Regions from separate parts of the Homo sapiens genome. Here region 1 is linked to region 2. The links are chromatin contacts, found by Hi-C or POLR2A ChIA-PET in ENCODE. All regions are on one chromosome and are shown on one strand. Each heading gives the region's core, a stretch centred on a gene start or an enhancer-like site at or near the end of the contact. The rest is flanking DNA. Distances are from core to core; before and after follow the strand shown. Region 1 holds the start of ABCA7 (ATP binding cassette subfamily A member 7). Region 2 holds the start of FGF22 (fibroblast growth factor 22).

The links. A loop is a pair of places that touch in the nucleus more often than their neighbours do. ChIA-PET counts read pairs that join two places held with the same protein, here RNA polymerase II (POLR2A). Pooled maps may share reads with other maps.
Region 1: a loop to region 2 is called in a pooled map, with 4 times the contacts of the local background. The contact joins the promoter of ABCA7 here to the promoter of FGF22 in region 2. A Hi-C loop is called at or near these places in 4 of 50 pooled maps. POLR2A ChIA-PET finds 5 or more read pairs at or near these places in 2 of 52 experiments (T-cell and activated CD4-positive, alpha-beta T cell).

The regions. Positions count from the first base shown.
Region 1 is chr19:1,037,157-1,041,356 of GRCh38, reverse strand. It overlaps ABCA7 (ATP binding cassette subfamily A member 7), which reads right to left and starts at 1,250. Exons shown (of 47, transcript NM_019112.4): 1 at 1,161-1,250; 2 at 1-132. It overlaps CNN2 (calponin 2), which reads right to left. Exons shown (of 7, transcript NM_004368.4): 7 at 2,292-3,732. The coding sequence ends at 3,457. RefSeq lists enhancers at 1-203, 2,096-2,595, 2,596-3,097, 2,685-3,244 and a silencer at 115-254.
Region 2 is chr19:637,849-643,087 of GRCh38, reverse strand. It overlaps FGF22 (fibroblast growth factor 22), which reads right to left and starts at 3,209. Exons shown (of 3, transcript NM_020637.2): 1 at 2,949-3,209. The coding sequence starts at 3,162. It overlaps LOC105372234 (a long non-coding RNA gene), which reads right to left. Exons shown (of 2, transcript XR_936226.2): 2 at 4,782-5,239. RefSeq lists a silencer at 3,037-3,526 and an enhancer at 3,868-4,593.

The DNA of each region.
Region 1 (4,200 bases), core at 1-2,500, 400 kb before region 2:
GACTGGGCAGGGGACGGGACAGAGAGGTCAGGACAACGGTCGGGCTGAAGACGTGCGGTGCGGCTGCGGGCAACTCCCTGCCCCTTTCTGAACCTCATTCCTTTATCCCACAGCGCAGGGTTCCTGGAAGCTCTGATTAGAGCGAGGCAAACAGTAGTCACTCGATAAAGAGGCTCCGCTACCCCAGGGGTGGAGTAAACCAATGGGAGCGCAACCCGCAGCCGTCCTCGCATCTGATTGGCTGCCAGGACTGTCGCTCTGAGCAGGGCTGACAGCTGGGGACTTAAAGATCATCCTCTAATCCTCCAGGGACCGAGTTTGGGCTTAACGCTTTCGTCACCAGGCTCCACCCCAAGCCTCACCTGGAAGCCTCTTCCAGGTCCTGACCCCCAGCCTCCTGCCTGGCCCAGCCCAGGCAAGGATTCCTTTCCCCTCACTGTTCTCCGAAGATAACAGCAACGAATATTGGCAGTGCTGGACATTTCACACGCCCAGGGGAAGTGCTGGACTATCACCCCACTCTACAGAAGTGGAAACCGAGGCCCAAGAAAGCAAACCCAGGCACCCAGAGAGACAGGCAGTTGCCCAGCTGGAGGCACGACCCCAGCTCTGCCCACACCTTATGTAGCATTAATCGCTCAGAGGGACCGCGGGAGCCAGAGAAAGAGTCAGGCGAAGGGGCTGGGATAGAGACTCCTGGAGTCAGCGATTCCTGATCTATTTTCCTTGGGCCGGTCCACCTCTGACACAGATGGAGAATCTGACGCTGACAGAGGGGCAGGAAGTTGCTAAAGGTGACCAGGCCGGAACTGGGACCTCAGACCCAGACCCTTACGCCAGGGTTCTTTCCTTTACATCAAGCGGGACTTAGGATCTGGGGGAGTGGGCTCAGTTTCTCCATTTGTAAGACGGGGCAAGGGGGAGTGCAGGAGTTCTAACGGGCAGGGGGCTGCAGGTGTGTGATCGGCAAAGGCCCTCTTAAGGGTCCCAGATGTCCGATGCCCCCCTTGAGAATCAGTGATCAATTCAGCCGTCGTCAACATTCACCGGAAGGAGGTCAGAGGCTGGACCCCCTAATTCCCAGGGAACTTGCATCCCTCCCGGCCCCAACCCCGCATTCTCGAGTCTCGGGCCTTCTTCCCTCTCCGAGTCCTTCTCACCTTCCAGGGGCTCCGCAGCTCTTGCCGCCTTCCCTCCGCCCAGCAGCAGGCAGGGAGCGCGCCGCCCCTTAAGCCAAGTGCGCTGAGCTTGCCCGCGCAGGTAGCAGCGCCGGGGCACGCCCCTGCCTCTGCACGCTGCTATTGGGCGACCTGCCCGTCACTCACTGGCCTGCTCCGTCGGAGCTGCGCGGGCCAAGGGAGGAGACGGGATCACAGAAGGGCCTCGCCTAGCCGGGTTTCTTAAAGGGACCGCGCGGCTCTTGCTGCATCACCGTAGGGTGGCGGAGTGCCCGGCAGGTCCCAGGCAGGCCGCCCTCCGGGAACGAGGCTGCGCTGTCTTTGGGGAGCCAGGCTGCCTCCCCACGTTGTATAACCGGCTGCAATACCGCAGCTCCGAATTGCAGGAGTTCCCTCTGTCCCCGCTGTCCCCGGGGCTGGCCAGGCTCCCTCTAGTTTAGTCCAGACTCTGGGACTACACTCGTCCGTCTGTAAAGTAGGGGTTCCACTAGATCATTCGTTCATTCATTCATTCCACGAACGCTCCTCGGCTTCTGCAGAGGATGGCAGGAGGGGGAGGGGGCCAACATTCTAGAGTCTCCGATTATAGTGGCTACCCTGATTTTGAGGAAAACCCGTTTCCCACTCTGGAAGAAGAGTTGAAATAAACTCTTCAGGCTGGAGGTGAAGCTGAAATGGGAGCGTGTGGGTCCACAGCTTTGAAGGCGCTGGGGAGAGTGAGAGGCGTGGGGACGGCTCCCGCGGCAGGAGGTGGCATTGCCGTTGGGGCTTTGAGGATAAATAGGAGTTCGCCAACGGGGAGACATCCAGGCTGAGGCCACGAGACTTGCGCTGTAAGGTAGAGTGCAGCCAAAGCGCATGGGGGGCATTTGAGGGAACTGCCTCTTCTCCAAATGGCCAGGAAGCCCAGCCTCTCCCTCTACCCCAAGTCCCGGCCCTTCAAATCATTCATTCCACCCAGACTCACCTGTGGCTTCAGCTTTTGCTCCTCCTCCCAATGGTGAGGTGGACATTTTCCCCTTGATCCCCCCATCCCCCAAGACCTCCTCTCTCCCCACAAAAGCATCAAAGCAAAGCACGCCCTCATCGACGCCAACTCTCTTGGCCACCTTCTCTTCGTACAAACAGAGGTTTTATTGCGTTTGGTCCACAGTCGTATTTCACATTATCTCACGGAGCAGGTCCCCTGGGTGGGGGGTCCCTGTGCAGTACTTGGCGGGGCATGTGGCCGGGGAAGATGGAGCAGTATAAGCTGGTCGGGCCCAGAAGGGAGGAGGGCTGGGGGCTCCTTAAAACCTACTGAGGGGCTGGGCACGGTGGCTCACACCTGTAATCTCAGCGCTTGGGGAGGCGGAGGCGGGCGGATCACACCTGAGGCCAGGAGTTCGAGACCAGCCTGGCCAACATGGGGAAACCCCATCTCTACTAAAAATACAAAAATTAGCCGGGCGTGGTGGAGCACCTGCAGTCCTAGCTACTCAGGAGGCTGAGGCTGGAGAATCGCTTGAGCCCGGAAGGTGGAGGTGCAGTGAGCCAAGATGGCGCCACTGCACTCCAGCCTGGGCAACAACCACAACTGAAAAAAAAATCTACTGAGGCCAGAGTGGGTTGGGGCGGGGAGCATGGAGAGGGGGTCAGGCTTAGCCCCAACAACTCAGAATTTCACTTCCTTGTACGGCCCTCACTTTCTCCACCTGGCCCCGGGGCAGGTCTGAGGGTCTGAAGTCTGTTGGTCTGAAGGTCCTAGGCAAATCCAGTCACTTGGGAGCCGGAGATATTTAACATCACGGCCCGGTCCCCTTTCCCAGGGGACTCATTTCCTAGCACTCTCTCCACTGTCCTTGCCCCACCCCTGGGGGAAAAAATGTATTTTTCTTTTGTGAATACTTCCTGAAACTTGCGGGCATAGAAACCACAAACTGCTCAGCTGACAAAAGGGGGAAGAGGCGAGGCAAGCAGAAACCGTCGGGGACCGGTTCCTTCCAAGCCCAGGTCTCTTCTTCCCAGCACAGCCTGAATGTGCCAGCAGGGACCCTCGCCCTACACGTATTGGGATATGGCCTTGACCCCTTCCCCCACAGCCCAGTGGCTCAGCCTTGCGAAGGATCAAGGCAAAGGGGAAAAAAGCTCTGCTGCCTGATCCCACGCTGACACTCACAGACCCTTGGTTGACTGGCAGCACTGAACGGGTTAAGAAAAAAAAAAAAAAGATGAAAACACAGAAAAACCCAAAAACCCAGATGGGCAGACGATGTGGGGAGAGAGCGTGCTGGGAGCCTCAGTAGCCGGCCTCCTCCTGGTAGTAAGGGGGATATTCAGGGACCTCCCCCGGGTCCGGGCAGTCGCCGGTGCCCGAGGGAGCCCCATCGGCCACTGTGCCTTGCGGGCAGTACTTGGGGTCATATATCTGCCGGCCCAGGCCGAAGACCTGGCCGCTCTGGTTGGCGCCCTGCGTGTAGCCCATCTGCAGGGACATGGAGGAGTTGTCACACTTGTCGGTTCCCAGCTTGGTATCATAGATGTGCCGCCGGGTCCCGGGAGCCGTCATGCCCACCTGGAGAGGAAGGAGGGGTGGAGCAGGTCATGGTGGAGAGAAGAGGGGACCTTCACTGGGTGCACTGGCTCACGCCTGTAATCCCAGCACTTTGGGAGGCCAAGGTGGGAGGATCACCTGAGGTCAGGAGTTCCAGTCCAGCCTGGCCAACACGGTGAAACCCTGTCTCTCCCAAAAATACAAAATTAGCTGGGCGTGGTGGCACATGCCTGTAATCCCAGCTACTCGGGAGGCTGAGGTGGGAGGATCACCTGAGGTCAGAAGTTCAAGACCAGCCTGGCCAACACGGTGAAACCCCATATCTACTAAAAATACAAAAATTAGCCGGGCGTGGTGGCGGGCGCCTGTAGTCTCAGCTACTCGGGAGGCTGAGGTGGGAGGATCACCTGAGGTCAGGAGTTCAAGACTAGCCTGACCAACACAGTGAAACCCCGTCTCTACTAAAAATACAAAAATTAGCTGGGTGTG
Region 2 (5,239 bases), core at 1,960-4,459:
TCAGGATCCCCCAGAGCCGTGACTGACACCAGGAGCCCCCCCCAGCATGTGAGGGAGGAGCAAGGAGCAGGCAGAGGGAACGGGAAGCAGGACGGCCCCCACGAGCTGGGGGAGTGCAGAGATCGATGAGGACCCCGTGGGAGGGCCAGGTCAGCGCTGTCCCTGCAGCTCAGCCCAAGAGCAGCATCTGTGTGTGTGTATGGCGGGGGGGCTCCCACACACCCAGAGGGACGGACGTCAGGGGGGCAGCAACACCACGAGGAAGGTTGGGAAAGGGTTCCTGGGATGTGGGAGTCAGAAGGGGCAGGGCCCACCCAGACCACTGATAACTGTCAATGAGCCAGCGACCAGCAGCACCCCAGGGAGCCCCCAGCCCGGCCCTCAGAGCTCACACCACCCCATATGGAGCCCCCAGCCCGGCCCTCACAGCTCACACCACCCCAGAGACCCCCCAGCCCGGCCCTCAGAGCTCACACCACCCCAGGGAGCCCCCAGCCCGGCCCTCACAGCTCACACCACCCCAGGGACCCCCCAGCCCGGCCCTCACAGCTCACACCACCCCATATGGAGCCCCCAGCCCGGCCCTCACAGCTCACACCACCCCATATGGAGCCCCCAGCCCGGCCCTCACAGCTCACACCACCCCAGAGACCCCCCAGCCCGGCCCTCACAGCTCACACCACCCCAGGGACCCCCCAGCCCGGCCCTCACAGCTCACACCACCCCATATGGAGCCCCCAGCCCGGCCCTCACAGCTCACACCACCCCATATGGAGCCCCCAGCCCGGCCCTCACAGCTCACACCACCCCATATGGAGCCCCCAGCCCGGCCCTCACAGCTCACACCACCCCATATGGAGCCCCCAGCCCGGCCCTCACAGCTCAGCTGCCCGGCCCACGCACAGTCACTGGGACTCCGGACTGGGACTCTGGACTGGAGGCCGGGCTGGCAGTGGCCTAGAGTGGGACACCGGTGGTTTATGGGACACCACAGACATGCTTGAGCGCCGACTGTATGCCAGCTGTCCTACCAAGCCCGCTCAGCAGCCCACGTTGCAGAGGGGCCAGTTGAGGCCTGGGAGTGGCAGAGCCAGATTTGGACGCCATCGTCTGTGGGTAGCCCTGGGTGAGCCCTGCCCCACCCTGAGCTGAAGTGTCTTGTCCAGCAAGGACCCTGGGGCCAGCCGCCACTCCTCACCCACACTCGCTCACCCCGGCCTGGGTGTCTGCCGCTTTGTCAGCTGGGTGTACAGTTCCCTGCGTGCCCGGCCAGCTCCCTGTCAAAGTGAAAGCTCCTCGGGGCAGCCTCCCAGCCCGACCTTCCAGGACACACAGGAACGTCTTTGAGGTGGTTGTTCTGGGGCGTCTGTGTCACGATCTCCCCTGGCCCCTTCCTCGCCCTGCACCTCCCCTCCCCTGGCAAGGTGCCTCCCAACACCGCCGTTCACTGTTCTGCGCACCCACCTGCACCCTTGTTCACGTCATTCACTGTTCTTTTTTTTTTTTTTTTTTTGAGACGGAGTCTCGCTCTGTCGCCCAGGGTGGAGGGCAGTGGCGCGATCTCAGCTCACTGCAAGCTCCACCTCCCGGCTTCACGTCATTCTCCTGCCTCAGCCTCCCGAGTAGCTGGGACTACAGGCGCCCGCCACCACACCCGGCTAATTTTTGTATTTTTGGTAGAGACGGGGTTTCACCGTGTTAGCCGGGATGGTCTCGATCTCCTGACCTCGTGATCTGCCCGCCTCGGCCTCCCAAAGTGCTGGGATTACCGACGTGAGCCACTGCACCCGGCCAACCGTTCACTGTTCTGTGCACCCACCTGCGCCCTTGTTCACGTGTCTAACTGCTGCGCGCCTCTGCTCTGGGAGCCCCAGGAGGGTGGGCGTCTCTGTCACCACTGGGTCCCCCATGCGGAGCACAGCACCCACAAGGTGCCCGATTAGTGACCAGCGAATGCACGAAGGGCAGGAGAGCCCTCAGCTAGCCCTCACCCCCATCACCGTCCAGCTGGGGAAACCGAGGCTTGGAGAGAGGCAGAGACTGTTCCAGGTCAGGCAGCGGAGCCAGGCCTCTGCCCCGGCCCGAGGCCACCCCGCCTGGCCATGCCCGCCATGGATGGACCGGCCCAGCCAGTCCCCTGTCCGCCCTCGTCACGTGCGGCCTAATGAGGGCCTTGGCGCCCAGATGAAAGCGGTGGGAAGGACAGGGGGTGATTACCTGCCCTGATGGTGGTGATTCAGGCGGCAGCCAGCGGGCCCGGGCCCCCTTCCCAGTGCCCCCCGCCCGGCGGGGACACCGACTCCCCTGGCCTCCAGGTACCCACATCCCCTGCTGTGCCCAGCCTCTCCTCTTGCTCCTGACATTCCACAAACACTGAGGGCCTACCTCAGTGTGCTCGGCAGACCCTGGGGACAGAGACGCCCGCTCCGTGACGTCCTGGGCCCTGTGGGGACCCAGCTCCGCCACCCCTGTCAGTGTGACCCTGGGCAGGTCCCATCCCTTCTGTGTGCCTCCTTGTCCTCACCTGCCAGATGGGGTGTCTGGGAAGAAGCAGAGGGGGCCCCGACTCAGGCAGCCCTGACTGGATTCTGTGATGTCAGGAGTCCGGAGGTCAGCCCCCCGCCGCTTCCGCCATGCAGCTGGGCCTGCCCCAGCCCCTCTGGAGCCTCAGTTTCCCACCTGCAGATGGGTGGCCCCACCCACAGGGTTGTACCACACGGACGCTTCTCTGCCCCTGAGCCGGGTCCGCCGCTGCAGCCTTCGCTTTAACAGTGCAACCCTCCCACCAGGCAGGCTGCACCCATCTCACAGACCACGGAAACTGAGGCCGAGGCTGCACAGAGGAGCCTCCGGGACTCCCCCGCGGGCGCAGGTCACCGTGAAGACGGCGGCCGCGTTGCCGTCACCCGCCGCCTCCCCACCCCAGGCCCCCGCCGCCCCGCACTCACTGTCCTGGCCGTGGCGCCAGCGGGTGCCCTGCACGCGGCCGCCGGGATCCACGCGCAGGAAGAAGTGAGTGGAGGAGAAGAGGCGCCGCCAGCGCACGTCGCCCTCCAGGTGCGGGTAGCTGCGCGGTCCCCGCGACGCGCTCGGGGTTCCCGCGGCGTCCGGCGCCCGCGCCAGCAGCAGCCAGGCCAGGCCCAGCCACAGGCGGCGGCGCATGACCCGGCACCCGGTTCGCTGCGCGCTCGTCGCTCCCGGGCGTCCGCGGCTCTGCCTTCGCGCGGCGGGGCCAATGGGGCGCCTCGGGGGCGGGGCCGGGTTCGCTGGGGCGGGGACGCCGGCCAATGGGGTGCCTCGGGGCGGGGGCGGGGTCCACTTGGGCGGGACCAGGCTAGGGCGCCGGCCAATGGGACGTCTCGGGGGCGGGGGCCAGGTGCACAGGGGCGCGGCCGTGCGGGACTCCGCGCTCGGCCTCCGCGCGTTTGTTGTTTGTCTCGCGGGGCGTGTCCGTGAGTCAGCCGAGTCCCCGGGCGGGCTAGGACCTCGGGTTGCGGGGGCGGGAGTGTGAGACGCGGGCCGCAGAGACCTGGAGGGAGACAGAGACCCGGAGGGAGACAGAGACAGAAAGACGGCGGCAGTCAAGAGACACAAGGAAGATGACCGGGAGAGACGAGAGAGACACAGAGACAGAGAGGGGCAGAGGCGGAGATGCTTGGGGACAGAGATGGACACGGGAGGTCCTGCCGCGTGCGTCAGCCGTGGGACCAGCCAGGCTCCGGGGCATGCCCTCGTGGGACTTCTCTCCCCGCAAATTGTAGTTTCCCGAAAGCCAGGCCCACAAGGGTGTGGGAATGCGCGGGTGGGTGGGCAGGTGACGACTGGGGACGTGTGTTTGGGCAGGTAGGTGGGCAGGAGGGAGGATAGCCACGTAGACCTGTCGGTGGCCGGCTGGCGGGGCACGTCGGAGGCGGCAGGAATGGGGCGGCCCCATTCGCACCCACACTTGCTCCTCCCTTAGAGCCATACCCCAGGCCCCACGGGGAACCACCCAGCAAGGCGGCTGGCCCCCACCCTTCCTCTGCCTGCCCCATGCGCTGGGCCCCAAAAGGTGAGCACAGTGACCCTCACAGACTCACAGCCAAGTGGAGGCATTGACAACTGGGGAAACCGAGGCCTGAGAGGGGCGGCGACCTCCGCTGTGGGGACACAGCTCCCAGCAGCCCAGTCCTGGCCCTGCGGCCACAGCCCCAGGTGGCACCCACCTTTAAATAGCACCAGGCTGAAGACATGGCGACCAGCCTGTCCTGCCGGGGAGCCCTCTGGAGGGATAACCGGTCTGGCTGGACGCTGGGATGCCTTCTTGGTGGCTCAGGCATCTCCTGACCCTCTCTTCCTGGCTTAGGCGGGTCACACAGAGGGTGTGGCAGGTGCCACAGTCTCAGGGACAGGGGTCCCCATGGCTGAGGTCCAGCCTGGCCTGGCTTCCCACACTAGAGCCCTGTGGCCAACACCCCAAGCTTCGGTTCCGCCTCTGTAAAATGGGCCAGTAAAGAGACGTCTGGAGGAAGACAATGAGACCCTCCACGGAGCACGCTGGGCAGAGGGCGCGGCACCAGACACTGAAGAAATGTCCACCGCCTTCTCGCCAGCAGGAGCCCAGGTCTTCCCTTCTTAGAGTGTCCGCCCCCCACCGCGGAAGGGTGATCTGAGGGCCTTGTGAGAAATGATGGGGATGGGACCCACAGCGGTGAGACTGGCCCCACCCCAGGCGTCTGAGTTTCTTTAATGACACCTCGGAAACATCACTCATATACCACACAATTCACCCACTTACACTGTACAGTTCAGTGATTTTATTTTATTATTATTTCTTTGAGACGGAGTCTGGCTCTGTCACCCAGACTGGAGTGCAGTGGTGCGATCTCGGCTCACTGCAAACTCTGCCTCCCTGGTTCAAGCGATTCTCCTGCCTCAGCCTCCTGAGTAGCTGGGATTACAGGCACCTGCCACCACACCCAGCTAATTTTTGTATTTTTAGTAGAGACAGAGTTTTACCATGTTGGCCAGGCTGGTCTCAAACTCCTGACCTCGTGATCTACCTGCTTCTGCCTCCCAAAGTGCTGGGATTACAGGCATGAGCCACTGCACCCAGCCAGTTCAGTGATTTTAGTACCTCGTAGAGTTGTGCAACCACCACGACTGTCTAGTTCCAGAAGATTCCATCACCGCAAGAAGAAGCCCCATCAGCTGTCACTCATCCCCTCTGCCAGCCCCCGGCACCCACACATCCCCTTCC